2 separate regions of the Homo sapiens genome follow, and region 1 is linked to region 2. Evidence: chromatin loops called from intact Hi-C (ENCODE). Cell type or tissue: CD4-positive, alpha-beta T cell. All regions are shown on one strand. Links, peaks and the distances in the headings refer to the core of each region. The heading gives the core; the rest is flanking DNA. Region 1 overlaps TMEM164 (transmembrane protein 164). Region 2 overlaps RTL9 (retrotransposon Gag like 9).

Region 1 (16,388 bases), core at 4,728-12,727, 270 kb after region 2:
TCTAGTGCAGGCCAGGCACAGTGGCTCATGCCTATAATCCCAGCACTTTGGGAGGCAGAGGCAGGCGGATCACTTGAGGCCAGGAGTTCCAGACCACCCTGGCCAACATGGTGAAACCCTATCTCTACAAAAAATGCAAAAACTAGCCGGGCGTGGCAGCATGTGACTGTACTTCTAGCTATTCTGGAGGCTGAGGTGCGAGAATTGATTGAACCCGAGAAGCAGAGGTTGCAGTGAGCCAAGATCAGGTCACTGCACTCCAGCCAGGGTGACACAGTGAGTATCTGTCTCAAAAAAATAAAAATAAAATAAACTCTAGTAAAGGGACTCCTAACCTTGGTGGTACTATGCACTCCTTGGGCAGTCTGGGGAAGTGTAAAGGCTCTCTCTCAGAATAAAGTATTTAAGTATACGAAATAGAATATATAGGATTATAAAAGAAAATAATCATGTTGAACTATAGTTATCAAAATGCTTTTAAAAGGCACATCTGTTTTTAAATTTTGAGGTAATGATGAATGCCAATGATTTTTTGAGATATCTGCAACAACTCTAACATAAGAGGAAAATAAGTGTAATTTACATTAACAACAGCATGCCAAGTGCTGCTAATGTAACTGTGGTTTGTTATCTACATTCCTTACTAAAGGATATACCACAAAGTCGGCCCTCCATATCTGCAAGTTCCGCATCTGTGGATTTGACCAACCACAGATCAAAAATATTTTTTAAAAATGAAAATAACAATAGTAAAAAAAAATACAAATAAAAAACAGTATAACAACTATGTATATAGCATTTACATTGTATTAGGTATTATGAGTAATCTAGAGATGATTTAAAGCAGGGATGTCCAATTTTTTGGCTTCCCTGGGCCACATGGGAAGGAGAATTGTCTTGGGCCACGCATAAAATACACTACTGATAGCTGATGAGCTGAAAAAAAATTTTTTTCAAATATAATGTTTTAAGAAAGTTTACAAATTTGTGTTGGGCCACATTCAAATCCATCCTAGGCCACAGGTTAGACAAGCTTCCTTTAAAGTATACAGGAGGATGTGTGTAGGTTAGATGCAAATACTACGTCATTTACATTAGGGACTTGAGCATCCTTGGATTTTGGTATTTGTGGTGGGGGAAGTCCTAGAACCAATTCCCCATGGATACCGAGAGATGACTGTATTTCAGTTGCAGTTAATGGACATAAAGATGTGATTATTTTTCTCATTCAAGGTCATGGGCCTCACGTGATGTACTCCCATAAGTCTAGTGGACACTGTGGGAATTAAATGAGATCAAGATCACACATGTAACAAACCCAGTGCCTAGTAAACATTAGCTTGTAAGATGTATAATAAATTATGTGCAATTTGCAGTACAGGAATACATCCCTGAATAGAAGGTCATTCATTCATTCATTCATCACCTACATACCAAGAAGAAATGAAAAATTCCTGTCCTCAGGGAGACCAGCATGTAAAGACTATACTGTGAGGATGACAAAAATGGGAGGAACAGAGGCAGCTGGCGGGAGCTGGGGTAGAATAGTTACAGAGGGCTTCTTGGAGAAAGTAACTACTGACATGAGTTTTGACAAATGAATGTTTCTAGGCCCACAGCTGGAGAAGAGCATTCCTGGCAGAAATCACAGCATTTTCAAAGGCACAGAGGCATGAAAATTGGATAAAATACTCAGGGAACCCCAAGGATTTGGGTATCACCACAGTGTACAGTATAAAGAAGGGAGTGTAAAGACATGAGGTTGGAGAAGGGGTTGGGTATCAGGTCATACGGTCTTGTGCACTGGGGAAGATGGGGGGCCACTGAAAGCTTCCAAATGACAAAGAGCTATGATCCTATTTGAGCTATAGAAGTAGCTCCAGGAATGGGCTTAGGGGGAGCAAAGGAGGCTGGCTGGAGAGAGATCACACAGAGCCAATTATCATCATTGAGGGAAGAGATGTGCAAGGCTTGGCCCAAGGTACTGGTCCTAGAGATGGTAAGGAGAGGATGAGTCTGAGAGATATTTAGGAGGTAAGAGCAGGAGGACCCAGTGATTTCTCCACACAGCAGCCAATATGATCTTCTCCACAAGCAGATTGGATCATGTTGGACTATTTAATAAACAGTGTGGGGACAAATGGGAAGCCAGCTGGAAATAAAGTTGGATCTTTATCTTGCACTGTATATCAGGATATATTCCAAGTGAATAAAAGACTTAAATGTAAAAAATAATAATAAAAGGAACTATAAACATACCAGAAGAAAATATGGGATATATATTTTTTATAACCTTGGAGTAGTAAAGGGCTTTCTAACCATGACTCTAAATTCAGATGCCATAAAAGATAAATTACATAGAAAGGTAAAAATTCAGCTGGGCAGGGTGACTCATGCCTGTAATCCCAGCACTTTGGGAGGCCGAAGTGGGCAGATCACGAGGTCAAGAGATCAAGACCATCCTGGCCAACATGGTGAAACCCCGTCTCTACTAAAAATACAAAAATTAGCCGGGCGTGGTGGCACGTGCCTATAGTCCCAGCTACTTGGGAGGCTGAGGCAGGAGAATCGCTTGAACCCGGGAGGCGGAGGCTGCAGTGAGCTGAGATCACGCCACTGCACTCCAGCCTGGCAACAGAGTGAGACTACGTCTCAGACAAAAAAAAAAAAAAGAAAAGAAAAGAAAAAAAAAAGAAGAAGAAAAAGAAATTTTAAAATCCTGCATGGCAAGAATAAAACATTAGCAAAGTCAAAAGAAAACACAACTGAGGACAATATCTGTAGCTCATATCATAAAGGGTAAACTGTTAATATTTATATGTAACAAGCTCTTAGGATTCAAATTTTGTAAAAAGGCCAACACAATTGAACAATGAGCATGTGATAGGAGCATGTAGTTCAAGGAAGAGGAAATCAAATGCCAATTTTATTTTATTTTATTTTGTTGAGACTGAGTCTCACTCTGTTGCACAGGCTGGAGTGCAGTGGCACAATCTCGGCTCACTGCAACCTCCACCTCCTGGGTTCAAGCGATTCTCATGCCTCAGCTTCCCGAGTACCTGGGAATACGGGCATGCGCACCACCACACTTGGCTAATTTTTGTATTTTTAGTAGAGAGGGGGTTTCGCCATGTTGGCCAGGCTGGTCTCGAACTCATGACCTCAGGTGATCCACCCACCTCGGTCTCCCAAAGTGCTGGGATTACAGGCTTGAGCCACCATGCCCAGCCAAATGCCAATTTTAAATATGTAAAAAGACACTTGGCTTCACTCAAAGTGAAATTAAAATTAAAATCGAACTGATATACCTTTTTTTTTTAACCCATCAGATGGGCAAAAATCCAATTTGGTGAGGTTGTGTAGAAACAGACACTCTCATACATTGCTAGTAAACATTTAAACTGGTACAACTTTCATGGATTTGGAAATATCCAACAAAAATACAAATGCATATACTGTGATTCAGCATTACCACTTCTGGGAATATATCCTATAGATATTCTTGCACACACGCAAAATGGCAAAGGTACCAGTTCCTTCAGTGCAGTGTTATTTACATTATCAAAAGATTTGAAACAACCTAAATGTCCATCAATAGCAGACTGAAAAAAATAAATTATGATATAGTGTTGTAACTTTGTGTTATGATTAAAAGCAAGAACCGTGGAACCATACTACTGGCTTCAAATCCGGGGACTGTCACTTGCTATTTGAGTACCAGTTTCCTCTTCCATAAAAGGGAGATAATAATAACACCTTCCTAACAGAGTTGTTATAGGATTAAATGAGTTAATGCATGGGAAAAGTGTGTGACAATATCTGGCATATAGTTGTCTTATGTCAAAGCTCTGCCATTTTTATTATACTGTATTCTATCATCCACACAATGTAATATTATGCCACTATAAAAAAAAAAGAAAGAAAGGGGGAGCTTCTTGTGGGCTCACATGGAAAGCTCTCCAAGAAATATTGCTAAGCAAAACAGTAACAACAGGATGGTTGTGTATTTGCTATTTTAGGATGAATGTCTGAAGAAGGGGGAAAATATTTTTAAAATTTACTTGTATATGCAAAAAAACAAACTCTGGGAGGATATACAAAAACCAAAAATAGTAGTTACTCGTGGAGTTGTAGCAGGGAACTATATGGATGGAGGGAAGGGACGGGAAATATATTTTTCACAGTATGGCTTTTTATATTTTAGATTTTTGAATTAAAATGTGTAAAATGTGCAAATAAGTTAAATCAGAGAAGAATCAATTGGTGAAGCAAGCTGATGTTATATCCCTTCTTCACATTTTCACAGGCTTCCCATAGCTTTGGCAATCAAGGCCAAACCCCTGACCATGGGTGACAAAGCCTTCATATATGACGCCAGCCTGCCCCTCAGGCCCAGTGTCATCCACTCCCCTTGTGCTCCCCATTGCCACAGTGCTGTTGTACATGCCATTTTGCCCATCTACAAGAAGTCACCTCCCCTAATCCTGTACTTGCCTAATAAGCTCCAACTCACCCTTTGGATTTCTATTTAAATGTCATTTCCTCAGGGAACTCTCCTCCAAACCCCCAAACTCAGTCAGCTTGTTTTGTTCTAAGTTCTCATAAGAGCATGTTCCTTTCTTTCAGAGTACTTATCTCAGTCATAACTATAAATTCATGTGATATTTGATTCATATCCATCTCCCCACTCCACCCCCACTAGCTTATAAATGTTATGAAGGACAGGGTGGTGTCTGATTTTTGCTTATCAGGGCACCCCAGTGGTCAGTCTGGATCCTGGCAGGAAGAAGGCATATGTTAATATATGTGAGATGAACGGATGCATTGCATACAGGAGGCAGGGATGATTCCCAGTTTTTAGCTGGGGTGATTGGATGCTGCTACTTGGCACGAACCACAAGAAGAGCAGGAGGGCTGACAGGGAAGATAATGAGTTTGACACAGACAGGTTGGGTTTGACATATGCTTGAGACATTTAGGTAGAGAAGTTGAGTAAACTATATGAATGTGACTCTCGTAAGTCTGAGCTGTAGACAGTGATGTAGCAGCCATAACTAGACAGACTAGTAGTTAAACCGTGAAAGCAGGCAAAACCATACCAGACAATTAGAATGAGATGTGAGCCTAGAACAGAACTCAACATCTCAGAGGAGTGAGAAAAAATAACCTGTGAAGGAGACTTGAGAAGACATGATTGGTGAGGTAGGAAAGCCAGGAAAGGGAGGAACTTTGGAAGCCCCGAAGCAGAGCAATCCAAAACGGAGTGATCAATACCATCCAATGCAACAGCATTCCGTAGGATAAAGACTGAGAGATGGTCATTAGATTTGGTCAGACAGACGTTGCTGGTGATCTTTAGAAGCACCATTTCTGTGAAAAGTCTGGTAGAGGGTTAGATATCAGAGTAAATGGTCTGAGGAATAAAGGGTAATTGAGAAGAAAACTCAAGGGCAGACCCCAGTGTCTCCCAAAGTTATGCACCATGTATGAGGTGATTTCAGGTGGCAAACAGATAAACATTTCATTTTTAATAGTTTTGTATATAAACTGTGTTAAAATAGATAACCAGTAAATCAAAGCCACAATCTCATGGATATTATGGGGCTTCTCTTGAAAGCGTATATATTTTAGTTAAAAAAAAAAAACTCAATAGATTTAAGGACATGTATTACATACATAATAACACACATGGTTACGTGGATAAGACAAAAATTGTCTTGCCCAAAGAACTAAATTTTAGAAAATGTTGTTTAGATTATTCTTTTAGGATGCTTAGGTGTGAAGGGAAGAGGGAAGACAGAGTTGTATGGGATTGCGAGAAAGTTTCTTAGAATGGGAAAGATTTGAACATCTGTATTGGCTGAAAAGCCAGCAGTGAAGAGAGGGTTGAAAATTCAGCTAATGGCCAGGTACAGTGGCTCATGCCTGTAATCCCAACACTTTGGGAGGCTGAAGTGGGAAGATCACTTGAGCCCAAGAGTTCAAGACCAGCCTGAGCAACATGGCAAAACCCTGTCTCTACACAATACAAAAAAAAAAAAAAAAAAAAAAAATGAGCCGGGTGTGGTAGTATGTGCCTGTAGTCCCAGCTACTTAGGAGGCTGAGGTGGGAGGACCATGTAAGCCAGGAGGTTGAGGCTGCAATGAGTCGTGATTGCACCACTGTACTCCAGCCTGGGTGATACAGTGAGACCCTGTCTAAAAAAAGAAAAAAAAAGAAAGAAAAAGAATATCCAGGTACATAAGTGATTAATTGATAGAATGAGGCTCCAGAGGTGGTAGCAGGGGTGGGAGCTAATCGCACAGGGATATTATTGGCCAGAACAGAATGAACACCATTTCTTCCAGGATGAGAAGGAGGAAGATAGGGATGGATGTGGGTAAAGAAGCTTGTAGAGGTAGAGAGAAGTGTTGAGGAAATTTCCATCCCAAAACCTCAATTTTCTCAGTCATTTGTGGGGAGAGGGGGGATCTATTGAGGGTGGAGAGAACAGAAGGTTTGAACAGAGTAGACAGGAAATTTGAGGAGGGTGGTAAAGATTTAGCACAGGACTTGTGAGGGCAATGTGTGGAGGAGCTGGCCATAGACAGAAAATAAATTGAGCAATGGTGTTGAGAGCACAATTATAATAGACATCATGAAATTTTCATGGCCCTAATCAGAATGGCTTGAAAGAGCTCCTCCAGTAGGCCAAGACTGGGCACACTGAAAAGGCATGGGACACTGATCCCAGTTGGAAGGGACAAGGGAGGTGAGACACTTTCAGGAGCTAGTGAAAGTTTCAATGATAGGTCATGGAGATACAAGCTGAATAGGAAGAAGAGGAAAGGAGTGGAGATTTGGGTCAAAGAAAGAACATAACAGGAGTTACGTTCTCACATAGAGGAGCTTTACGGGAAAACAAGGTCCTGGTGGCTGAAAAGAAGGGAATGCTGAGGTCACTGCAATTAAGAAGCCCAAACCTTGAGAAGCTGGGGTGGATGGGTGGTCCTTACAAGAAGTCTCTCAGGATGTTGGCTCAAATTATAATGGAAATATTGAGAGCTACAGGCCAGTGACTTCTAGGAATATAGGGGAAGGGACCAAGAGGTCAAGTGATGGTGGTGATGAAAAAAAAAGAGAGAGAATAGTAAAAGAGAAAGCCTTTTTCCCCTAACGTACAGATGAGATAGTGCTCTAGAAGAGACAGAGGGGGCTCTGCAGCATATGGGGCAGGGCAGAAAGAGCAGCCTCCATTAGAGGAAGCTGTAGGCAAGAGACAGGAAGGCTCTGTGCCCCATGCAGAGCTGCCGGTGGGGTTGGGAGTGGTTTGTAAGAAATATAGTTTGTTAATTAGCTTGATTCAATCATTCTGCATTGTATACATATAGCGTAGCATCACCTTGTACCCTACACATATATAAAAGCATAATTTGTCAGTATCTAATAAAAATTAAATTTAAAAATACTGTAACACAGAAAAAAAAGAAATAGAGTTCCAGAGGGCCACAGGCAACAAGTTTGAAGGAAAGGAAACAGGGAAATGAAGGGACAGGCCAGAGGAAGAAAAGAGCAGTGTGGATGAGAGAGGTCCCATGTACTGTGACAGTGCATAAGGTCTGCAACAATAAGGGATGAGTGGGTTTCCCACAAGGCGCCACCTACCCACCCACCCCAAACCATAGGAAGAGGCACTATATGCTCAAGCAGGACCTTGCCTTTCAGGAAAACAGGGTTCCTGGGCATGGGAGATACCTATAGGAGAGCTGTCTTGTACTGGGTAAAAATTGCTAAGCCATTTATTTCTACAAAATTACAAGCGACTTCTAGGGAACAGAAGCCCCAGACTCTCGGCTTTCTTGGTTTACAGAAAACTAATCTTCTGACAGCTTGCTTCAGATCCATTCTCCCTCTGCAAGGCCTAGGTCCAAGGCTTGGGATCAAAGGTGAAGAAATCCAGATGTTTCTCTCAATGCTCATAATTCCCCCCAAGTGAACAGCAGATGGCAGTAAAGAGCTGGAAAGGGAGATGGGAGATGAGCCCTCAAAATAGCTCAAAGTTGGCCAGATAGAAGGTACTGGGGCCCATCAACTTCTGCGGGGTGGTAGATGCTCTCATTGAGGTCCTGGAGTAAAAAGTCAGTTTGGTGAGATCACTCCACTGGTGCTGCAAGCTAAACCCTCACTGCACCAGGGTATCTATTGGTTATTAGCAATAACAGAGCATACTGTCTCTCATTACAGCCCTACTATCTCTCACCTCGCCACTTAGGGAACTGGGCTATCGGGAGGATCTGCTCTAAGGAGATACAATTATCTTAGAGTTAGCCAAGTCTTGAGGATGTGGCTTCCTGGATTATTCTTTTGGAGGGAGGAAAGATGGCTACTTGGTATTTTCCATGTCAGACCAGTCTAACCCAGCTACCTGACAGATTTTTATGGTGACCTTAGAGTACAAATATGTTTAAATAACAGCCATGCAGATTTGGCTAGGACTTCCATCACACACCTCAGAAGCCAGGAACGATGAGTAGCAGGGTTCTGAGGCCCAGGAACACCTATCTGCCTGGTTCTATTCAGAATGTGTGTATTTCTGAGACTTAATATTAAGAGGCTGTTTCCTGTGCCACAGGGGACAGACCTGAGAAATGGCACAAGTCTCCTGGATATTGGAACTTCAGACTTTCCTTAAAGCCTCGTGAGGAAAATAGTGCTTTTACAGCAAATTAAAAGGAAGTGTTTTGGGACATCGTGAGACCCCAAGTGGCCGCACAGGGTAAAAGCAGTCTCAAAGAATATTTAGGCAAGTATGGAGAACTGATAGAAATCAAGGCATAGGAGGCAAATCTCTGGACTATAAGTAGACTCCATCCTGTAATATGTTCCTGGGTTGACCAGTCCTTGGGGCTATCTCACACCAGATCTTAAGATCTGCCGGAATGCCTGATTTAGAGCATCCACGCATAAGCCAAGAAGCAGCAGTGCCCAGCAGAACTCCCAGACTATCTTCCAGTGAGCTCAAGGGCCCATGTGGCCTCATGCCACTTTCAGTATGGTAGAAATGAAACCCTTGCTGCCTGGAGTGAGGTAGGAGCAGAAAAGTCTCAGCAACTGAGATAGAGAGGCTGGGGCTAAAACTAAAAGAGGATGACTTCCAGTCACAGGGCCTTTCAGAAAGTAAAGAACACTGAGAAGGAGTGGCTCTCACAACAAGCCTAGATGGATAGGCACCCCTTTCCTTTTGTCTGTTACACAATAGAGGGAAGGGATAATCTAAGGGTCACTGAGAGGTTACAAATAGATCAGCTTCCTTTCCAGGCTGCCTCTACCAGGTTGGTGGTCTCTCCCTCTTCACCAAATGAAGGTTTTCAGTGGTTTATTTTACATGGGTGACCACCACTCTTTCACCTGCCTCTCCCCTCAATCCCATAATTGCCCTGGTCCCCGGACTTCTTGCCCCTTACAATATCTTCTTTTGTTCTTGAGGGGACCGAGTGCTTTACTCTCTCCTTCTATCCCACACTGCACATTGAGGCAGGGGGAAGGCACAAGTACAAGAAGGTGACAGTGTGGGGGGCTCCATGCAAACACAATGCCACCATCAAGAACCCAAAGCCCAGGCCCTGTGACAGACAGTCAGCAGCACCATAGTCACCCAGTGAAGGGTGGGTCTAAAAAGTCCCCAGACCCCTTGCAGGCCTCGTCCATTCCCATCTCCCCACTTCCTGGTGCCCGGCATAAATTATGTTGAAGAAACTCAGTCAAGCGGCAGCTGAAGATCCTGGGAAGCACCCAAGAGGCTGTGACTCCCAAAAACAGAAGGGAGAGGTTAGGTGTGGGGGTTACATAGGAATGTGGTTTGCTGGCCTTACCTCCTTTCCAAAGCAGGTAGATGGGTACCACGTAGAGCATAACATGCTGAATGTAGTAAATCTCCAATTCAAAGGGGAGCTGTGAGGATAGGAGGGAGAGAAGTGTTTTAGAGCAGGAAGCATTCATTTCAACAGAGTCCAAAGTTGACCTCCCCTGCTGTTCAGGACCCATATTTCAGCAATCCCATGCATTTCACCAATTCACTTCTCTTTACAATTGCAGGAAAAAAAAAAGAACAAAATGAATATTCTTCTGATCTAGATCAGGATCTTCCTAGATGTCTTTTGTAGAGAAGGTACTTGTAAATGCTCCACTAAGAAAGTTTGGTTAAAAATTTAGGAGATGTAGTATATAATATATCCCCTTGGTGGTTTCCCATGTGTATTATTGGAATATGAAGGACCTGAGTGGCCCCTACAGACAAAAAACATGCCATTGTTTATCCAGTGTTCCCCAAACTTATTTAGCAAGTGATTCTTTTTTTAGTAACAGTTTGTATTCTGCAAAATACTTTAAGAATCACAACCTTATGTCACTTCCTGCTCCTGGAGACTAGACGGTAGACTATTTACAAGTTTATTTCTCATTTGACATGAAGAATATATGGAGTAGAATTATCCCCATATTCCAGATGAGAAAAAAAAATGATTGCTAGGTCTCATAGGGTCTAGATCCAAGAATAAACTTTCCCCATTGGATATTTGGGTGTCAGCCCAGCATTAGCCCTACTTTTGAGTTTAGACCAAGCTTCTGGGCCAATTTTGGCACAGCTTACCAAAAAGAATGTCCTCACTTTCCCTACATCCAACACACCCACTCACTCGCTCCTGTTTCCCATCTCTCTCAAAATGGAATCTCTGTATTCTCAAAGCAGAGCATGTTTTGACCTGCCACAGCAGCCCTGCTGTAGAGCTTCGCAGCGGGCAGAGAATGGAAACAGTTGGGTGGCTAACTCAATTCTGGGGAAAAAAGAACTTTGGCAGCTGACAAGAGGCCTAGCCTCTTGGGCTTACAGAATCTCTAACATACACACACACGTGTACACACACACACACACACACACACACACACCCCAAAGTATGCCAGGACAGACAAAGGCACCCAGGGGAAAGGGTCAGCTGCCTCCCTGTTCCCCACAGGGCAAGCACATAACCAAGACTGTCTGCTAATGAGAGGAGGCAGTTACAGGCTCCCCAGCCACAGGAGCCCAGGTCTGTCTTATGCCAAGGGCTGAAACCAAGAAGATGGCAGAGCTCCCAGAATGGGAGCTGGGACAACTGTGGAGGCTGGACACAGACGTTGGCTCTGGCTCTTAAAAATAAAAATCCACACGGAAAATAATTTCCCAGGGACCCACATGCTGCTCAACTATTACTTTACACTCACCAAGGGAAATGTAAAAACTGAGAAAAGGAGGTAAGAGTCCAAGTATCACTGTAGACCCCAGCTGGAAAAGGTCATGAAATTGGACACTGGGCATTATCAGCACAAGGTAGCTATGGAGAGGCCTGAGAGATCTACACTGGACCCTCACAGTAATGTGGTCTGAGATCACTCTAGTATCTTAAATTTAGGTACTGCTTTATGCTTTTCAAATGATTTCACATCCACAATCTACTCAATGTCTCAAAATACCCAGGAAGCAGACAGGTAAAGTATTATCCTCAATTGACAGATGAGGAAACTGAGGTGCAAAAGGGTTATTAACTTCACTGAGGTCACCTGGAAAATAGGGAAGGAAGGAAAAAGTCCCAAGAAGGCTTAGCTCTCTGGCTGAAATCAGCACCTTCATGCACCTAAGGGACTTGACCTGTCCCTGAAATGGGCCTGGGAAGCCAGGCTGCTCTCCCCAACCAAGGAGCCGGGCCAAGGGCATGCAGCCACTAGTCCCAGGTGTGTCCTCAAGCAGTACTTCTCCCAACCTCTCAGACTCCAACTGCTGACCACCCACCTTGACTCACATTGCCCACCTGCCTCACCCTGCCTCCCAGCTCTCCTAGAAAGCAAAGTCTCCACCTGAATGTCCAGGGAGGCAGTTAAGCATTGCAGTTACAAGCTAGGACTTTGGAGTATGTCAAAGCTGTGTTCTAGATTTGACTCTGCTGCTCGGTAGCTCTGTGGCCTTGGCCAAGGCCCTTAACCTCTCCACCTCCGTTTTGGCATCGGTAAAATGAAAGTAAGTCTTCTAAGATTGTTGTATGATTTTTAAAATTTTTAAAATATAACAAAAACTCACATCGTACTTCTTTTATGCCATGAACTATGAAAATCACTTTGTAAACTGTTAATTTAAACAAATCCTCATAAGAACTGTATTGTTCCAATTATATCCATTTTAGAGATGGGACACTGAGGCACAGAAAAGTTAGATAACTTACTCAAGGATACATTCTCATTCGGTGACAGAGCCAGGATTCAAATCCAAGCAGTTTGGCTCTAGAATTTATAGTCTTAGCCAGCACACTCAGCTATCCTTTGCTCACTCGCTCCCTCCCACAGAAGGCCGACTGACAGGAGATGCCCCGTGGGGAGGAGCCACCCTTATGAATGGGAGTAGTCATAGTGGTATCAGCAACAGGACCAGGGGCAGGACATGCACATGTCCTCACTCGTCCCTCCACATGGTGATTTAGCCCAGTCCCTTCCTGTTCAAATGATCCTCATCTTCATAGCATGCTCTGCCTACTGTCTGGTGCCCCAGCCACACATCACACAGTAGCCAAACTTGCCCTGCAACATAGGCCTCCCAGCTCCTGAGCCTCTTGTCACTGGCCCTTTGCATCTCTGCAGCCACCATGGCTACACTACAGACTTCAGATGGAATGGCCAAGAGACTGTCCCCACCAGCAGTTTCCTTCCTCTGATGGCTGCCTCACCCCTACTCTAAGACTTCTCTACTTCAGGGGGCCACAAAGAGTACTGAACTAGGTGCATATGCCACTGCAACCAAAGCCAGGGGAGGGAAAGAGGAAATAGGTTAAGGAGGAAGTGTGGAAAAAGAAGGAGAGAAAGGGAAGAAGATGTAAGAGAAAGGGGGTGAAGTAAGAAGAAACATAATGGCAAGAATAAGAGAGTTGAATGGGAGCCAAGAACTTACCACTTGTCATTTAATAGCAAATCATATTTAAGTACTTATATTATGTACCATGTACTGTGTTAAATATTTCTATACGTTGATATGTTTTGGCTGTGACCCCACCCAAATCTTATCTTGAATTGTACCTCCCATAATTCCCACGTGCTGTGGGAGGGACCCAGTGGGAGATAACTGAATCATGGGGGCATTTTCCTCCATACTGTTCTGGTGGTAGTGAATAAGTCTCATGAGATCTGATGGTTTTATAAGGGGTTTCCCCTTTCACTTGGCTCTCATTCTCTCTTGCCTGCCACCATGTAAGACGTGCTTTTCACCTTCTGCCATGATTGTGAGGCCTCCCCAGCTACATGGAACTGTGAGTCCATTAAACCTCTTTTTCTTTATAAGTTACCCAGTCTTGTGTATGTCTTTATCAGCAGCATGAAAACGGACTAATACACATAGTGTTATCTCATTTAATTATTACAACTTTCCTATGAAGTAGGGACTATGATCATGCGCATCTGACATACAGGAAACTAAGGCACAGAGAAATTAAATAACATCCAAAGAAACAGCAATAGGCACAGGGACAGGGGGAAAGGGCAATCAATAATGGAGGAAAAAGTTTTTGTTTTTGTTTTTAAAGAAATAGGGTCTCATTATGTCACCCAGGCTGCAGTACAGTGGCTATTCTCATGCACAATCATGGCATGCTACAGCCCTGAGCTCCTGGGCTCAAGCAATCCTCCTGCCTTAACCTCCCAAGTAGCTGGGACTATAGGCATGCACCATGATGCCCAGCTAAGACAGTTCTTTACTGAGCACCGAGTCTGGGCTGAGTTCTGGGAACTTTCTCAGCGAGCCTCCCCTGACCCTCTTTTCCCCATTTTACAAGTAATATCTGTGAAATGCCATACTTCCCTAGAAAGAGTTCCACTTGGTTAATTCATTTCTACACACTAGAGAACTCATACCTGGAATTCCACTCTAATATACATAGCCTGGTTCTTTTTCAGCTGGAGGAATCCTGAGGTTATAGACAAAAAGTCCTGCATCAATGCAATTTAAAGTCAAAAGTAATAAAAATGCTTTAAGCAACACAGGTCATTAACTACCTTCTCACAAGTCAACATCCTTTTTAGAATCAAAAGACCAGAGTGGTAAAGTTCTCTAGGGCTCTAGAGTTTAGACTGTCTGAAACAGTAGGTGCGTGGACTCTGTTCGTGGAAAGAATCTCAACCTCCTTCCTCCCACTCTACAACCCTGACAGCTACACCACTGTCCTCTGCCATGGAGACCACTGATCCCACCACGCCCCTACTTCCCTGTTTACATCAGTCACCTGAGCAGTCCCTTCACCTTTTTTCTTTAAGAAAAACTTAGTTCTTCCTCTCTGAAGACACTGCTATCCTGACAGCTCTCTCAAGTAGTGGGGGTTTTTCTTCTCATATAACCTTACACAACTGGGCCAAGGGAGTGCCTCTCTGTGCCTCACAGATGTTTCTAAATTGCTGTCTCTTCCAGACCATTCTCTCTGCCTCCTTGCTAACCACTCTGCTGATTTGAATCTCATGTCCTGAGACTATGGCACCCACTACTCCTTTCTGTTGCAGTCATTTACGGATTTACGGCCCCCTCCATGTATACCCTCCCTTCTTCAGTCCTTGAAGGTTTTGCCTTTCCCCTCCCTGTGATGCCTTTCCAACATTCCTTTGTCAAAATCTCTGCGGTATCAATATTTAGCAACACCCTGGCCTCTCAATGCCTTGCCCTCCATGCTCCTCAAGGTCTCCTCTCCATTTTACCTCACACCTTTTTCACATGGTCACACCAGTTACTGTTAATGGCTGTGATCTCTCCATAACCTCTGTCATGCACCCTACTATCCAGCCACCACCTTGTGTCTGGCCAATTCACTCCCTCTAATATCCCTACTCTCACAATTTTCCCACTTCACCAGGACCTACAGTCTTGATCCTACCACCTTTTTACTGCCCCCTCACCAACCTCATGTCCTCACTTCTATGCTCACCAGCATTGAGTTCAAGGCCCATCACTTCCTTCAGTACATTCCCAACTCTCCTGACACACTCTCTCTTTTTGTCCTACTTACCTTGCAATACCACATTCCTGGCTAAATCCAACTGTCTGACTTCACATCCCTAAACCCATGCAAGCAAACATGTCTGGAGAAAAATATAAAGCCATGCTATTAACCCTTTACATTCATGACAACAAACTTAGTGCCAGACTTTCATGCTGCTCTACAATCTCACTATATTCCCAAGACCATTTACTCTCCTCTCTCCCAGGCCACTATTTCACAACTTCTCCTGCTTTCCTCAGACCTTCCCCATCCTCGCTCTCAGCTGAGGAAATGGTTTCCTATTTCAGTGAGGTGAGGGGGCATGGAGAGCCATTAGAAGATAACATGCATAAGCTCCCACCTCCATACCTCCCTCCTCCCTGCACCCATCCCCACAGCTGCTTTTTCCTCTGCTACTATGCAGGAAGCACCTGTGCTGCTGGCTAAGGCTAGTACCATCACTCCTGTACTAGATCCTATCCTTTCTCACCTACTCAAGAATGTCATACCAGCAATTGTCTGTTTTTCTCACTGGATCATTGCTATCAGAAAACAAACATGCTAAAATACCTTTCATCTAAAGAAACAAAAGCTCTTGACCTCACTTCCATTTGTGGTAGTAATGGAGCTTCCACCTCTATTTCTCTGCTTTCCTTTATACTTTACAGCAAAACTCCTCCAGAGATGTCTCTACTCATCGCCATCACTGCCTTTCCTCTGAAGTATTCTTCCATCCAATTCAATCACATTTTCATTCCTACCATTTCACTCAAATTGCTTTTGTTGAGGTTACCAATGACCTCCATGTTTCTAATTCCAGTAGGCAACACAAGGATGGAAGTTAGCCCACATGGCGTCTTTATGTGAAATAGGCTCTCCTTCTTCTGCCAAGGCTCAACCCCATGCCAGGGTGTCAGAGAGATTCTAGATACCACTCACTCCATTATGCAATTAACAACCTGCACAACTAGAAATACTAGTCCTGGTCTATTTTCAGGTCTCATCTTACTTGGTCCATCAACAGTATTTGATGCAGTTGATCATTCCCTCATCCTGAATAGACTTTCTGTGCTGGGATTCTCGCACATCACCCTCTGTTCTTTCTCTACCTCAATGGCGTTCCTTCTCAATCTCCTTTGCTGAATTTCCCCTATGTCCCTCATCTCTAAATACTACAGGGGCCAAGAACCAATTCCATGTTCCTCTTCTATAGCTACTCCCACTCACTAGGTAATCTTATCCAGGTTCCTGGCTCTAGATACCATCTGTATACTGATGACTCCCAATCGGTATCTCCAGCCTGGAGTCAGGCTGCTGAGATTGAAATTCTGTCTCCATCATTTATTCTCTATACAACTTTGGGCAAATCA
Region 2 (16,388 bases), core at 3,134-11,133:
CTAGGGTGTACAACTCCCACAAGTATGAAAAGCAAGCATCTCTCACCTTCAGACTGCTGTGCCTACAAGCAGCAAAGTCCAAGTGCATGAAAAGAGTTAAATCCTGCTTGGTCCCTTGAAGGGCTAGAAAGCATTTTAAAGGTGACATACATCAGAGTGATCCATTTTCACGGGCTGGGCTGTGCAAAAAAGTCAGAGGGGCTGGATGAGAACCTTAAACAATGACAACACAGTTGCATTCCCAGCTGTGTTAAATGACCAGCATATCATGATTGCCTTTTCACGCAAATATCAATGACATAATCCTAACAGGCTTGCAGCTCTCTCGCTGGTGTAATAAAACAATGACCCAATTATTTTCAAGGGCTGAGGCAGTAGATGCAATGACTGGGTATGTTGTGCAGGGCGCTGTGTGTGATGGACGGGGCACAGTAGGGCAGCAAACTGTGTGCTGAGGATCGGAAACCTGCCTCCCGAGCCAAAACTCCTGCCATTCATCTGGTCAGAATAAAAATAAAGCCATTCAGTATGAAAGTTCCCACTTGTTCTCACGACGGAGGCCAGTTGGGAAAATGTGGTGCAGCACTGACTGAAGCAAATTCTGTTTAAAAAACCAGCCGGTTTGTGGGTATTTGTTTATTTATAACTGCCCCACCACCACCTCCCCACACCCTGCCTCATTCTGCAAAGGATTTGAGATGGGATTGGAACACTGAAAGTTTGTTTAAGTCCTAAACAGGTCCAGCTACTTTTTAGACCGATGACAAAATGAAACCTTCTGGATCAAGCCCCTTGCTCTGTGGAACACTGCTTTGGTTTACCCAGCCAGAGCTAGTCCTTCTTGTACCCTGTGGTGAGAGGCACCTCTTGCACCAGAATACCCTTGTGCCCAGTGCTATGCTTGACCAGGGAAATACACATGAGCCCATAAGCCTGAAGCCTGAAAATATTAAGGAATATGGATTCACTTACTCCCTCACTCATTTGCTCATTCAACGAATATTCCTTGGTTAGCTATTCCAGAACAAGCTCTCTTCCAGGCACAGGGGAAGCAAAAATGAATAAGATCCAGTCTCTGCACTTGAGAAGCTCCTCGTCTAGTAGGAAGGACAGACAAGTAAACAAACCCCTGTTCTGCAATGTGGCCAGTGCTGTAGTAGAATCGTGCCTGGGGGTGGCGTGGGAGGTGTAGGGTAACATGAGGTGGGGGCTGCAGGTGGCATAGATGATTTAGTTTGTGGACTTGGACTCAGACTGCCTTGAGTTCAACTTTTGGTTCTGTCTCTTGCTAGCTGTGTGACCTTGGGCACTTTTCTTAACATCCCAGAGCCTCAATTCCTTCATCTGTTAAATGGAGCTAATAATAGAGTTGACGTCATTGGGTTATGATGAGGATTAAATGAGATAATCTGTGTAGAACACTTAGAACAGTTCCTGGCACATAGTAAATACCCAATAAAAACTTAGCTTTTTATGCTTTTTATTTCTTTTGTTTAATTTCATAAGACTGTGTCTGGCGATGAGACTCCAAGGACTGGTTTCTAAAACAGAACTGTTTTCAACAAACTCTTCCCTTTTAGCCTGATTTTTTTTCCTATGGAATGACACAGTTCTGCCATAATTTTTCCCTCAGCAACCATATGTCTGGCAAGAACCTCAGGAAGAAAATATTTTCCAGATGGTTTTGCTTATGTCAGCCTACTATGTGCCAAGCACCACTCTAGAGGAGAGGGACACATTGCTGAGTGACACAGACAAGGTCCCTGTCCTCTTGGAGCTTACATTCCAGTGGGAGAGACATACCATAAATAGACAAATATAAATAGACATAATTACCCAGAGCAGTAAATGGGGTTAAGGAAGCATTGCTAATAAAAGAAATGTAAGAGAGGAACAGGAGGCATCTAACTGTGGGTGGTCAGAGAAGGCTCTTCTCAGGAGGTAACGTTAAGCTGAGACTGAAAGGTTAGGAAGGAGCCTTCCATGCCAAAAGCAAGAGGAAGGGCAGTCCAGGCAGGAGCACGAACAAAGGCCCTGGGGCGAGAAAAGACCGAGAATGTTGCAGAAATTGAAAGACCAGTGTGGCTGAGACACAGAGCCCTAGGAGGGAGGTAAAGCCGGCAGGATTAGTACATGCATTTTGAAGCTGAGGAAATGGAAAGCCCAGAGAGATGAATGGACTTACCCACAATGCCTTGCACAAGGTAGGCGCTCCATATGTTGTAGAATTCACAGTCAGTAGGGCGGGGCTGAGGCCCTTTGCCTTCCAAATCGGACTGAGATTTCCCACCACAACTAGGAATCAGCTACCCAGGGAGACTGAAACATACAGTCGTTTTTGTTGGTGAGTCATAGGCAATGCACATTAGAGTGTGGGGTCGAGTGGCCCCAGCTGCTGCCTGTGTGTGTAAAGGGCGGGGGTGGGCTCAGGCCGCGGCTGAAGCTTTTTAGCATGTTTATGATGAGCTGAAAGAACTCACTGCTTAATTTAAAATACGGCTCACACATACACATACAATTCAGCAGCTGGAGGAGCTGCCAGGAAATGAGAATAAGTGTAGAAAATTGGAGGATCAGGAATATCAGGTATTCGGCTCCGTTTCCCAGCTCCCATGCGCTGTCTCTGATCCCATAAGGTCCCATCTTCCCTAACAAACTCTGGGAGGTCAAGACATGGTTGGAGACCGTGGCAGTTTGGGGAAGGGAGGCCTGGCCAGAGCCCTTAATGCTAGCTACACTGATTGCCCCACCCGGCCTTAAGCTTGCCGGCCTTCCTCTCGTTCATGTTCCTTGAAATCTGACGGCTGGAAAAACTCATTTGGCCCTGATCACTAACTGCCTATGCTAGCTGCTGCTTTTCCTGATTGTGTGTATCTTGCCTCCTCAACCACACGGGGGCCATCGGCACACACTTGAGGAATTGAGTTGTTTTCTTTTGTATTCACCGCAGCTCTCAGCACAGTAGAATTTACACAGTGAGAGACTCGAGTGTGTTTGCTCATGGGTTGCAAGATAGTATCATTTGAAAAGCCTTTGGGGCAGAGTACCTGCTCTTAATTAAAAAAATAAGAACCTCAACTTGACAAAAATGTGTTAGACCATCAGGCGTATCTCTGGTTTCCTTCACATTGTTCCTCTACACCCAGAGTCCCCGGCCTGCATGCCGGATGAACCTACAGCCTCTCAATCAAAATGCTCCACAAGTCATCTCTTTGGGTTCTTTGCTCAGAATATCCCTTCTGACTGGGATGCCCTCTCTCCCAACTCTACCAATCATAACCCCATCTCACCCTTCAAGGCCAAATGTAAATGCCATCTCTGGCATGAAGCTTTTGCAGGCACAATTCATTGCTCTTGCCCCTGAACATGGCACCCTGTGTCTACCTCTTTTATGGTACAGGCTGGTGGACTGGAATGACCTGGTTTCAAATTCCAACTCCATCACTTCCCAAGGCTACCTCCGTTTTCTCTTCTAGAAAAAGGGATAACAACATCAGCCTCAATGGGATGTTGGAAGTTGCCAGTAAAATAATATCTGCAGCCTGCATAGCACAAGACTTGGCCTCCAGAGCTCAGTAAGTGTTTTTTGTCATCATCATCATCTTCATCACCTCTGGGGAGCAGAAGAATGTAATAGTTCCAGAACTGGTTTGGTCCATTCTTAAAAATGTGACCTTGGGCCAGTCTCTTCCACTCTGAGGCTCTGTTTCCTCATGTGTATAAAATGAAGTGATAATAGTTTACCCACCTCCATCACAAAACCTGCTGGGAAGATGCAAAGACATAATAATGTAGGCAAGGTAAACTGCTAAGCACAGGGCTTATCGCATAAAAAAAAAATGCTCATTTGCGTCTGCACACCCCTACAACCTAGAAAACTCCTTTAAGGGCACAGACAATATTTTACTTATCTTTGCATCTCTTGCTGCCTAGCCTAGCCCAGAACCTCTGCAGCTGGCAGACCCACAATAAATCATTGTTGAATTGAATTGAAAACCCAAACCAGATGTGCCTCCTCCCCTGTCAAATGAAGCTTTCAAGCTGGCAGGTTGGGCCTGCTGCCTCTTCACTCCCCCTCCCTCCAAGCTGAGCAGCCGCCATTGTCTAGGCCTGGCTCTGGGGAATGAGGCAGTGCCTGCCGAGAGGAGGGATTCAGAGTGGGTAAGGATAGATGGCACTAGGTGGGATGAGTGCGGTAGGGAAGAGCACTCTGTCTGTTCCTGATGACCCCAAACAGACTGCCTTTGAAGGGGGCTATCCTGAAGTCTCTGTCGAATGAAAAGTAGTGACAGTCCAAAAGCCCTTCGCCACCCAGCGCCTAGCTGTGGAGGAAACCCAGCTCTCCCCCAAAAACCGAAAATTGGAAGTAAATGAAGATATCGGGAGAAAGCTTCCTCTTCCTTTAGCAAAGATAGTGATACAGACATTCAGAGAGGTTCAGCTCTGAAATCATAAGGCCAGGATTTGAAGCTGAGTTCACTGGCACCATGGGCATGCTCTAACCACTGGGCCACCTTGCCTCTAAGCTAGTCTTGCTATAGAAGGACAGGAGTATGTTTTCACCCTTCCCACCAACCCCACAGGACGCTTAGAAGCAGAGCGTATGGCTTTAATGGTGGAAAATACTTTAAAAAGTACAAATCTGTTACAAAACTACAAAAAGAGGCCCATGTCTTCAGTGTTTCTGAGCCAGAGCTATGCAGACAGGGCACAGGGGGTAGCATGCTAACCAGCACAGAGTCAAGGTAATGGGCCACACACCTGAACATGGCCACTTGGATTGTAACTCTAGCTCTGTCACATGCTAGCCTGAGTGACCCCGGGCAAGTGATTCAACACCCCTGTGCCTCCATTTTCCCACCTGTCATATGATATTAATAATAGTACCTCCTCACAGGGTTGTCTATGAGAAGTAAATAATCTAACATTTTTAAAGCAGTTACCATGTGCCCGGGACATGGTAAACATTAAACAACGGTTCGTTAAATCAAAATAAATACATACCTCTGTCCCTTTGTAGCCAGACTAGTCTAGAGGCACTGTTGCCAAATGGTTAGTGTGTGCCCATGGAACCAGCTGAACTCGGCTTCAAATCCTGGTCTCATGATTTCAGAGCTGAGCCTCTATGAAACTCAGTTTGACCATCTCTACCATGAGAACAATAACAGTCCCTTACCCACAGGCTGTTGAGAGTTTTAAATGAGATATCTCCAAAGTCCAGAACACAGTGCCTTGCCACGGCAGAGTGAGTAAGCACCCAATTAAGGCAGAGTGTTAATCATCTGAGTCTGCTTCCCATTTTTTTTTTTTTTTTGCCTCTTCTGGGTTAAGTTAACCCACGATATATAGTTTTGGAAGTCTTGCAGCAGTAAAGGGAACAATTTCATCATTTTGCCAATGAAATTCCTAAACATTTTATTCAAGAGCCAGAAAAGGCAAACATTTTTGGTCATTTCTAAATCAATGAAGCATGGACAATCAGTTTCCCCACTCAGCAAACCTGACTCCCAAAGCTATAGAAGTCACTTTGCAGGACAAAATTGAAGGAATGAGTATTTTACTGCAAACAAAAGCCATCTTTGTTTGCGGCCCAGCTTTGGGAGAAAAGAAATACCTCAACCCAGGAGCTTGGAAAATTCTTGAAAGTTATCTTTTTATTCCAGCAAATCCAACGTAATTGGCAAGATTCCTGACCATGCAAACCTGAGTCAGAATGAGTCGCCTTTACCCACCCATCTCCCCACAGCACCCAGAACCCAGCAGAGTACACTGGGCATCAATACATATTGGTTGTCGATTCCTCCATGGGAGCCCCAAATTCCATTTCTACAATGTCTGCTACATTGCCAAAACAATCCAAAAGCAGCACTAAAGAACATTTTGAAAATGGGGAAAAAAGCATCCATCACTCACCACTCTAACACAACTCTTAGTTTTGTGTGGAAAGTTCTCTTCCAGTCTTTATCCATGTGCAGACATATTTTTATAGCACTGTAGTCATAGGGAAAAACTGCAGCAGCTTCAGCCAAGAATCAGATACCATACAGCTCATGTCACTAAACTTTCCAAGTGAGAGCTTTTTCTTCTCTCATTCACTCTATTCATTCATTAATTCAGTCATTCAACAAACATAGATTTAACCATGGCTCTGGTGCTACGGCCCTGGGGAGTACAGAGATGACTAAGGCACAATCCCAGTTCTCAAGATGCTTCCAGTTTAATGGGGGAAACAGAGAAGACAGCAGGAAATTATAACACACTGGGATAAACATGAATGCTGTGAAAGCACAGAAGAGGAGCATTTAAAGTGGGCAGGAAAGGGTGTGGAGGATGGGGAGGCAGAGAATATATATATATATGCTTTCTTCTTTCTTCAGAAGAAAGCAAGGTGTCATCAGGTGGCCAAAAATAGTACTGTGTGACTGCATGGGCAAGTGGTAGTGGATGCAGTGAGAAAGGAAGGACAGGGCCAAATCATTAAGATCAAAGGTTTCTGTTTCATTCTGAAGACTGAGGGGAAGCTCTGGAAGGACTTTAAGCAGAGTAGTAGCACTGTCAGATGTGCATTTTAGAAAGATTGTCCCAGCAACAGAATGGAAGGTAGATTGTAGGGCATGAGATAGGTAACAGGGGACCCATTTATCAGCTTGTCACAATAATTCATCAAGATAAGGAAGGTCTAAACGAATGAGATGGCTTCTCCACATACAAATTGTGTCACGTTAGTGAGTGACTTAACCTGTCTGTGCCTCAGCTTCCTCCTCTGTAAAGCAAAAATAACAAGAGTATTGCCCTTGCAGGGCTGCTGGCAGGATTAAATGAAACACTGCATGCAAAGCACCTGGCACAGTGGCTGGTACCTAGAAGACACTCGATACATATCACTTCCCCTTTCCCCTCATCCTTTTTCCTCCACTTCACCCTTTCTTAAAGGCTGGCATGGTATGGAGCATGGAAGTGGCCAAAGCAGACTCTAACCCAGACAGTCTGACTCCAGAGGGCAGTGGAGAAAGTTTGCAAGTGCTATTGTCAGGACAGTTACTTAGAAGGATTGTTTAGCTGAGTTGAGGGCCCCGCTGAGGTTGGAAACTATGACTTTCTGGTGGGACTAACCAACAAAGTGATGGGATTTTCTCCAGCAATGTTCCTCCATCTGGGCATAAGCACAGAGGAGGAAACTGTCAGTTAAATTTATCCAGACTTAGGATTTTGCCTCATGGATGCAGCAGAAAGACACAGGGCAAGGGAATTGGGGATATACGCAAGATTCTGAAAGCAAACAGACCTGACTTCAAATCTCATCTCTGCTGTGGGACTTTGGGTAAGTCACTCAACCTCTCTGAGCCTCAGTCACCTCATTAAAAGGAAAACCACAATAGTATCTTCCTCATAAAGTTATTGTGAGGATAACATGAGATTACTGAAATGATGTCATAAGATGGGTAGTATATGCCTGGCACATACATATTAGTTGTTATTCTTATCATCATCATCATCATGTTCCAGGATGGAGAGGGAAGGTAGTAAGGTGAAAGGGGCTGATGGGATGGAAGAAATGGATGGAGGGGGCTCAAAAAACTGGAGAGCCTCCTGAGGTAAAAAGAAGAGCGTTGAGGCCAGCCAGCAAGGTGTAGATGGTAGGGGGTTCTGACTGATGATGAAGCATGGTAAGGCTAGGATGAGAGTGTGTCCTGTACATGGATCACGGATGTCCAACTCACCCAGAATGATGTCAGGACTTGGGGTGGAGAAGAAGACAATGAGCCAGATGTCGAACTCTTCGTTGAATGTGGGGGTGGGGGGGGGTTGACCAGGAGGGGATGGTTATAAAGAAGCGTCAACGAGGAGAGAAGTAGCCAGATGGCATGAGAAGGAGGAGTTCTTGGCTGAGGACGGAGGACTAACAGCCTGGAAGCAAACAGGGGAAGCTAGAGCACAGACCCCACCTCCCAGCCCTAGGGTGCCTGTAGTGTGGGAGTGTGGACAGTGTCCACTAGAGGGCGCTGGTGGCAAAGCCGTGAGATCCGCCGTGGAGACTCAGGTTTCAGCACTTCCAGGCCCGGAGGTAGACAATAGTGCTCTGTAAAATTTATCCAGGGTGTAGGGGGAATTGTTTACTGCAAGGTGGGGGCTTCCAGAGGGTACTGAGAAGAGTGAGAGAGGGCGGTAGTGGGGAGGTGGATGAGTCGGGGTGGCAGGGATGGGAGCACTGAGCAGTATGAGGATGGTATGGGAGAGGACAGATGACGAGCAGGGAGGCTTAACGTTTGGGCTGTGGCCAAGAACTGGGGGATGTGAAGCCTGGTGGGATTAACTGTCCTCGGAATTCCAAACGGAGCTTTTTTTTCCCTTTACATCTTTTGTTTATTATAAAAGTAGCACATGCTAGTTTCAAACAACTCTAATTATTGCTCAAGGGAAAATCTACCTCTCCTATTCTACTCCCCAGTGTTGACAGTCTGTCTATCCTTCCAGTCTTTTCCTGTATGTGTAACATATAATACCCTTAACAAAAATCAGATCCTACTATACTTACTCTTCTGCAACTTGCTTTTATCACAATACTATATTGGAGATATCATTGCACATCAGTATTTAAAGATCTAGCTTGTCTTTATTTGTGGCTACATCGTCATTGTCATCATTATACTAGTAGTTGGAATAGTAATGTGTAGCAATTATTAAATGCTCTGTGCCAGGTCCTATCTGAATATTTCATATGAATTATCTCATTTACTCTTCACAACTTCATGAATTGTTACTTTTCCCATTTTACAGATGAGAAACGGCACAGAGAGGTTAGAAACTTGGTCGAAGTCACACAGCTCATAAAAGCTAGAGGAGGAAGTCAAACCTAGGCAGTCTAACCAAGGCTCAAACTCTTAATCATTAGCATAGTAATGCTTAGTATGTCATTATTGGGATGTATTATAAATGATTTAACCAGTCCTTCACCGAGGTCATTTAGTTTTTTCAATTTGCTCCTATTTACAAATAATGTTTAAATGAACATCCTTATACATGGAGCATTTTGCAAAGGTAAACTCCTAAGACAGGAATTGCTGACTCAAATAACATTTCCAGTTGCCCTCCAGATGTGCATCAAGAGTGAATGAGTGTGCTGTTTCACCAGATTCTCACAAACCCTGGGTTTTAGTGACCTTTTAAATTTTTGCCAATTTGAGAGGTAAAAGCTGACATCTGAATCATCTCAATATTGTTTTAATTTGCATTTCTTAATTATTACTGATTGGTGTTCCTTTTAATAGGGCATAGGCCCTTTGCCTTTCCTCTGTGAATTGCCTGTTCATTATTCTTTGAGCATTTTTCTAGTGAATTGTTCATTATCTTCTCATTGGTCTACAGAAGCTCGTTTATTCCTTCCTTCAACAAGTATTTATTGAGTACCTACTGTATGCCAGGCACCAGTCTAGCACTAGAAATATAATAGTGAGTAAGCAAAACCTGAGCTTTCATGAAGCTAACATGTAAGCAGAGGAAATAATAGAAAAACAAGTAGCTAAATCATGTCATTGTAAATCATGGTAAGTGCTGTAAAGAAAATAATGCACTTCTTACACTGGAGCTGGTGGAGTATTCTGAATAATAAACCATTGTCTTCCTTCTATGTTGTGACTTTATCCTGGTTTATATGTTGCCTTTCCACTTTGCATGAGATATCTTTCACCATACTCAGGTTGTTAAATTTTTGCATAGTCAAATCTATCATTCTTTTTCTTCATAGATTCTACAGTTTCTCGTTGCTTTGCAAAGACTCCCTACCTCAATATTCTCTTATGCCTTCTTCTAATCTTTTAATGGTTTCTCTTTTTAACATCTAAATCTGACCTAATTGGATTATATTTTGGAATAAGGAGTGAGATAAAGATTCAGCTTTATATTTTGGTGGCAGGCCGGTTGTCACAGTAAATGGCACCATGTATTAAATGGTGCATCCTTTTCCCCAGAAATGGTGAGGCTGAAGCCCAGAGAAGGGACGACTCTTGCCCAGGGTCATGTAGCAAATTAGTGGTGACCAAACTCTTCCCAGATCTTGAGGCTACTGACTTCCATGCCAGTGATACAAAACTGAACTCATCACAGCTCCATTCTCTGGTGCACTTGAACAGTCTTCCCTGACCCACGCCAAGGTTCACTGTCGGAGGCCACAGTATTTTTCCTTTCCAATAGGCCCCCTGACTTCTCTTGCTCAGAGATACAAGTGCAGTGACCCATGGCAGCTCTGCTGCTTATAAATAGGAAGACACTTGCTGATCGCTGCTGAAATACCTCACATTAAGGCAGCTTTGGACACAGAAGACTGGAGGCAGAGAGCAGATAGATTTGCCATTTAGGAACCAAAATAGGAAGTGCCTAATTTTAAATAAAGAGATTTGGCATTGTTTTCATCCAGTTGCTGATGGAGCAGCTGCCATCGTGGAGCTTTTCAAGGAGGCTGCCTTGAATTGCGCCAAAATGATAAGCTTGTGGCTTGGAGGCTGCTGGGACTTGTCCCAAGGCCCCAGCTACGACATATCTAGGATCCAAAAGGTTATCTTGAAACGACAGGTGACTACATCACCACCAACGCAGCTTGACCTGACATCCCATTTCACTTAATGTTTCCCTTCTCCCTCCATGCTTCCCAAAGCTGTGGACATTTTGTCTGTGGAAAGCTGCTACCCCCAGGAGACAAGCATCTGGGAGAGCATCTCCACAGAAAAAGAAAAGTAAAGTGGGAGTTGAAGTCATTCAGGCTACTTGAGACAACAATTTTTAAAAGCTCCTATTTTCCCTCAGTTACCAGGAGATTTTCGGTCAAAGTGTTCAAAGAAAATAGGTGGATAATTACCTCCATTATTTCACTTGGCTTTCTATGGATAGACATCGTCAAAGATATTGGCGAGTTCCTCTTGTCCTACTAATCTTGATGGGTATTTTGTTGATTCACTTCCAAACTCTGAAGTAAATGTACTGCTTATTATAACGAAAAACAACCTTTAAGATGCCCTCTGTCCTCTACCTCTAGGCAGAGTGAGCAGCAGCTTGTACAGTGAAATTTAAGGTCCTTCTTCCCACACTAATAATGTCAGATCGTCCCACCACCAATACAGGGGAGGAAAAACCCTGAGTTCCATTTCCAACTCTGCCATGACTTGCTCTGTGACCCGAGGCGAGTCATCATCCCTGTCGGTGACTCAGCTGGCTACCCATAAAACGAGAAAGTCAGTCTGAGTGGTTTCCCTAACTGGGTTCCTCATCAAAATCACCAGTGATACTGTTAATAATATGCAGATAATTCAAGTCCTCATCTCGGACTTACTGAATCAGACTCTGAGGATTAGGAGCCACACTGCATCTGTATTTCAACAGCATTCCTGGTAATTCCATTGTACAGCCAGGTTTGGGATCTAGTGAACCAGATGACCTCAGGGTCCCTTCTGCTCCTGACAACAGGTGGTTCAATACCTCCCTCTGTACTTATGTACCATATCTCTAAGTGAGGTGCTGCCCCCTGCCCTTCTTGCTAAGTGGGAGCCCATTCTCTTATCAGGAGCCCTGAAGGCTTTAGCCATTCCTTTGTCAGATATTTAGCAGTTACCTTTGAGGACAGGACCCAGAAGGAAGGAGTACACGTATTATTGATGGGATCAGGGGAGTGAAAAAAAAAAAACAGCAGCAGCAACAACAGAAAAATGGGGGAGCTGGATCTGCCTGAAGGCCAAGACAGCCTGAGATCCTAATGGGGGCATGGAGGGCATTGACAGATTATACGTACAATACTCGAGCCTCATTTTCCCTGGTATCCTCTCTGTCTTGGCCAGACAAAACAATGCAAAGAGGTACAGCTAAGCTGGAAAACAGCCCTCTTTTTAGGTAGTGAGGTCTTTGGGCCCCTACGATTGATACCAGCAAGTGAGAATGTAAACACAACTCTCTTCACCACTGGGACCATCTGACGTCAGTCCCTTGGCTCCAGCATGTCTCAAGATAAGAGGACTGTAGGAAGCCCTGGGCCTTGACATTAGGACGCTCTAGCTTTGAGGCAAACTCTGAACTATGGTTTCTCTTCTGATAACTGGGATCCTGCCTTCTTTTGGTGATCAAAAGTCCCCGTCTCAAAAAAAAAAGTCCCCATCTCCTGCCAGTTTTATATACCCCGACTATGCTGACCTACATGCCTGACTCCAGCTGTGTGCTTGCATCCACATTCATTATTCATTATTTATAAGCACCTCAGTTAATTAGGCCAAACGGAAGCAAAACACATGGTCCTGGCCCTCACGAAGCCATCAGGCTAGCACAGTGGTGTTCAACCTTATCAGACTTAACATCCTCTCTTTTATAATAAATCTGCTTTTGCTTCACCCCTTTACTATCCTGAAATTAAATTTCTAGGTACTATAACCTACCTACACGCATAAGTTCAAAAAGATAGCTATATGTCCTGCCACATAAAGAGAAAATAAAGCAATACATAATAAAACACTATGTATTTAACTCTGTAAATGCTCACACAGGACTACATTGAATGATTAAATGAAGTAGTCAGAAGCTTGTGCCTTTATATAGAATCCCCATGAATGCAACAGTTATGGACACAAACTGATATGTTATATTGATTAATTCCAAAAGCAACATCACAATTGTTGACATGATTTCCTGAAATGGTGAATGAGTCTGTGTGATCCTCTGTAACCATGTAATCTTCCATATCTTTACAGAATAGTTGATTAAAACTGTGGGGTCGGGGCAGGGGAAGCAAAACCCTTTATGCTTAGGTATAAAACATTTATAGTAAAAGTTTAGATAATTAGAAAAGCAGTTTTCAGCTCCATGGAAGTCCAGCAGAACATTCAAAAATTATTCGGGATGCTAGACTATTTTTCATTTTGCAAGTCTGTCGTGGGCGTTGGAGAACATCTAGCATCCCCATTTCCAGTCCTCTGAATACCCTCTTGCATTTTCCAAAAGTCCCCTAGGGGGCAGTATTGTCTCAGTTGAGAGCCACCAGTCTAGTCATTCAGTTTCTGTGGAACTGGGATTTTGTCTGGTTCTTCCCAGGCTCCCAACTCCTTCACCCTTGCCTCCAAGGACTAGAGTCCCATCCTTGCTACTAGCACCTGGCAGGACTCCTAAGCCTCACCTGCTCCTGCTCAGTTCAGCTAGGCTGGGCAGGACTTCTGCTTTCACCAAAGCCAAGTGCTTCTCTAAATTGATACCTGTTGTTGCCACTCTCTTTGGGTGCCCCACTAAACTCAGCTGCAGTTGAGTTTCCTGCTCCATCCCAACAGGGTGCATTTTGCGGCATATGCCAGCTCTTCCACTCTGAACTTCCAATCTCCAGCCCCCTGACACTATGATCACCCACAGACCCAGGCCGTTGATAGTCAGTAGAACAGGTCCAACTACAGCAAGGTTTGAACTTGTGCCTCACCAGAACCCTGTGGCCTTTTGCCTTCAGCTAGATCCCCTTCTGATATTGAAACAGGAAAGAATTATCTTCTGCAAATAGAAAGAAAATGAGAGTCAGACCTTCTGTTAGGGCCCTCTTCTACCAGCCTTTAAATAGTTTTCTTGTCAGCCTCACACAGATAGCCCCAAACCATTTGAGAAGCCAGCACAGCTCCCTGCAAAGCACTGTAGCAAAAGGACTATGTACTCTGGAATCAGATGGACCTGAGTTCAAGTCCAGGGTCTATCTCATACTGCTTAAAGACAAAGAAATTCACTTAGACTCTCTGAGCTGCAGTTTGCTCACCTGGAAAAATGGCAACAATAATGAATGTCTGGAAAATGCTTAGCACAGTACCTGCCACATAGTAATCTGCTAGTAAATGGTTGTTATTTGTATTATTCTAGCAATCACATGGTATGTGCTGAAAAGTGGCTTCTGCTGACCTTACCTGTCCTATCCTATATATTTGCACTGTATCTTCTAGACCAAGGCAGAGTTTCCTGTGAGGCTCACTAGGATGAATCTGCATCCTGGGTTGAAGTTCCAACAGTGAGAAATACCAAGCTGGTAAAATCTCAAGGACTCTCTTCACCCAGCCATTGAGAATGTATTTTTATTTTTTCTATTCTGTCTCATTCCACAAAGAAAATCTTTTATGTAGCATTGAGCAAACCAGGATGGGGAAGCAGAATTAACTAGAAACTATACTTAAACAGGTTCCCACTTTCCTATAAAATTCAAGAATTGTCTGCAAAGGTGACTGGTGAAGTTGGCGGCATTGTTAATCACCTAAAGCAGCGTTTGCGCAATACCAGAGCTTTCCGAGGAAAAGGAGAAAACACAATCAATCATCCAGGTGCCAAAGAAGGCATTCAGCTCCTGTGCAGAGATGATATTAAAAAGTTACCTCAGTGCAAGCAACTAGATTAAGACAACAGACATCTTGAAGGTTCTAACCTGTTTGCTTAGCATTAAGAAATGGTGTTGAACAACCCAAAAACTATTGCATGAAACATCCACACATTCATCAATCAGTCAATATTTATGGAGCACACACTACATGCCAGGCACTATGAGAACTATAGAAAGCAGAGGAGCATAAGACTTTCCAGAACCAAAAAGAGGAATGCTTTTACACTGTTGGTGGGTGTGTAAATTAGTTCAAATATCGTGGAAGACACTGGAGATTCTTCAAGGATCTAGAACTAGAAATACCATTTGACCCAGCGATCCCATTACTGGGCATATACACAAAGGATTACAAATCATGCTGCTATAAAGACACATGCCCACCTATGTTTATTGCGGCACTATTCACAATAGCAAAGACTTGGAACCAACCCAAATGTCCATCAATGATAGACTGGATAAAGAAAATGTGGCACACATACACCATGGAATATTATGCAGCCATAAAAAAGAATGAGTTCACGTCCTTTGCAGGGACATGGATGAAGCTGGAAACCATCATTCTCAGCAAACTATCGCAAGATCAGAAAACCAAACACCGCATGTCCTCACTCATAAGTGGGAGTTGAACAATGAGAACACATGGAAGCAGAGAGGGGAACATCACACACCGGGGCCTGTGGGGCGTGGGGGGCTAGGGGAGGGATAGCATTAGGAGAAATACCTAATGTAGGTGACGGGTAGATGGGTGCAGCAAACCACCATGGCACTTGTATACCTAAGTAACCAAACTGCAAGTTCTGCACATGTAACACAGAACTTGAAGAAAAAAAAAAAACCACTTTCCAGAACCTTCCTTGAAGAACTTACTATCCAATTTGGGGAGTCGGGGGTGGAGGTGGAGAGAAAAGAACAAATCTCTAAACAAAGCAATAGAAAGCCCTTCAGCTAGGGTTTTCAGAGTAGGCTAACATCCTTTTCATTGCTGTAATTACAGTCTCATAAAATTAAGCAGACCAGATGTTCTGTGATTTGGTAAAAGAGAAAATATAGTCAAGCTTATTAAAGAGACTGTTTGACTTTACAAGGACTTGCACACCATGGTTCAGAACCAGGTGTTGGTGTCAGGTGGATCTGCGTTTAAGTTCTGGCTCCTCCACTTACTAGCTGGGTGACCTTGCCCAGGTTGTCTAACTTCTTTGGGCCCGTTTCCTCCTATGGAAATTGAGGGTAATAGCAATACCTTTTTGGAAGGATCATAGTGAAGATTAATAGAGATACCTTATATAAAACACTTAGCATAGAGCCTACCACACAGTTAATGTTCCCTTAAAAAGCAGCTTATTATAATTATTAAAAGAGAGAGAATGACTATTGCTAGCATTTGCCAAGGACATCTGGAAACTCTGAAAGAAAATTTCAGCCTCTTCTATTAGCAGTGGGGACAGGTTTCCCTCCCTTCTGGAGCACTAACATTCTTGGAGAAACAGCCAGCTGGATATGGTAAGATGGTGAGGTAAACAAAGTGTTTCTCCAAAAGTTCCATACCTTCTCCTCCCAGGTTAATTTGGCTTTTACGCTGCTACCCATTTGCTCAGAAGGGGCTCCTTTCAGCCATTGAGGCCCTCTCTGGGAGCTCTTGGTTATCCAATTTTAATGTTCCCCTCTTTACAAGCTCCCTTTGCAATTTGGCATTCTACATCTTCTTCCCTGAGGGATAACAACACAAGAAAGGATAGAAAAATTGCAACGTGACCTTTTTAAAAAGAATGACCTGTATGCAAAATCCCAACAGCACCTCTTAGAAAATACATTTACACAAAACCCCATGAAAGGCTCTGACTCATGCTTGGGGGGGGGGGGGACACAACAAGCACACCTGAATATATTTTTCGAATTTAACTGACAAAAGCGTATCTCTGAATCTCCATCACAGTATGTATAGTTTCCACCCCAAAAGTAAACACTTTAGGCTATTAGGAGAAATGACAATGGCCGTTTCAACAGAATGCGGATGACA

Evidence for each region. A loop is a pair of places that touch in the nucleus more often than their neighbours do. Peaks named below come from ENCODE experiments on the same cell type or tissue, not always from the same donor. Only the 100,000 strongest peaks of a DNase experiment are listed, where the experiment ranks them.
Region 1: it touches region 2 in a loop (7-fold over the local background); 44 of 110 quality-filtered maps call a loop at or near these places.

What each region holds. Positions count from the first base shown.
Region 1 is chrX:110,138,341-110,154,728 of GRCh38, reverse strand. It overlaps TMEM164 (transmembrane protein 164), which reads right to left. Exons shown (of 7, transcript NM_032227.4): 5 at 9,853-9,931. Among named protein-coding and RNA genes, the nearest start is that of MIR3978, 64 kb to the right of the region's middle. In CD4-positive, alpha-beta T cell, for the core only: CTCF peaks have their summits at 7,999 (motif pointing right) and 8,727; DNase peaks (open chromatin) are centred at 7,988 and 8,738.
Region 2 is chrX:110,404,933-110,421,320 of GRCh38, reverse strand. The region is part of intron 1 of RTL9 (retrotransposon Gag like 9); the gene reads right to left. It also overlaps a transcript of AMMECR1 not described here. Among named protein-coding and RNA genes, the nearest start is that of RTL9, 54 kb to the right of the region's middle. RefSeq lists enhancers at 2,493-2,993, 13,244-13,293. In CD4-positive, alpha-beta T cell, for the core only: a CTCF peak has its summit at 8,004 (motif pointing right); a DNase peak (open chromatin) is centred at 7,990.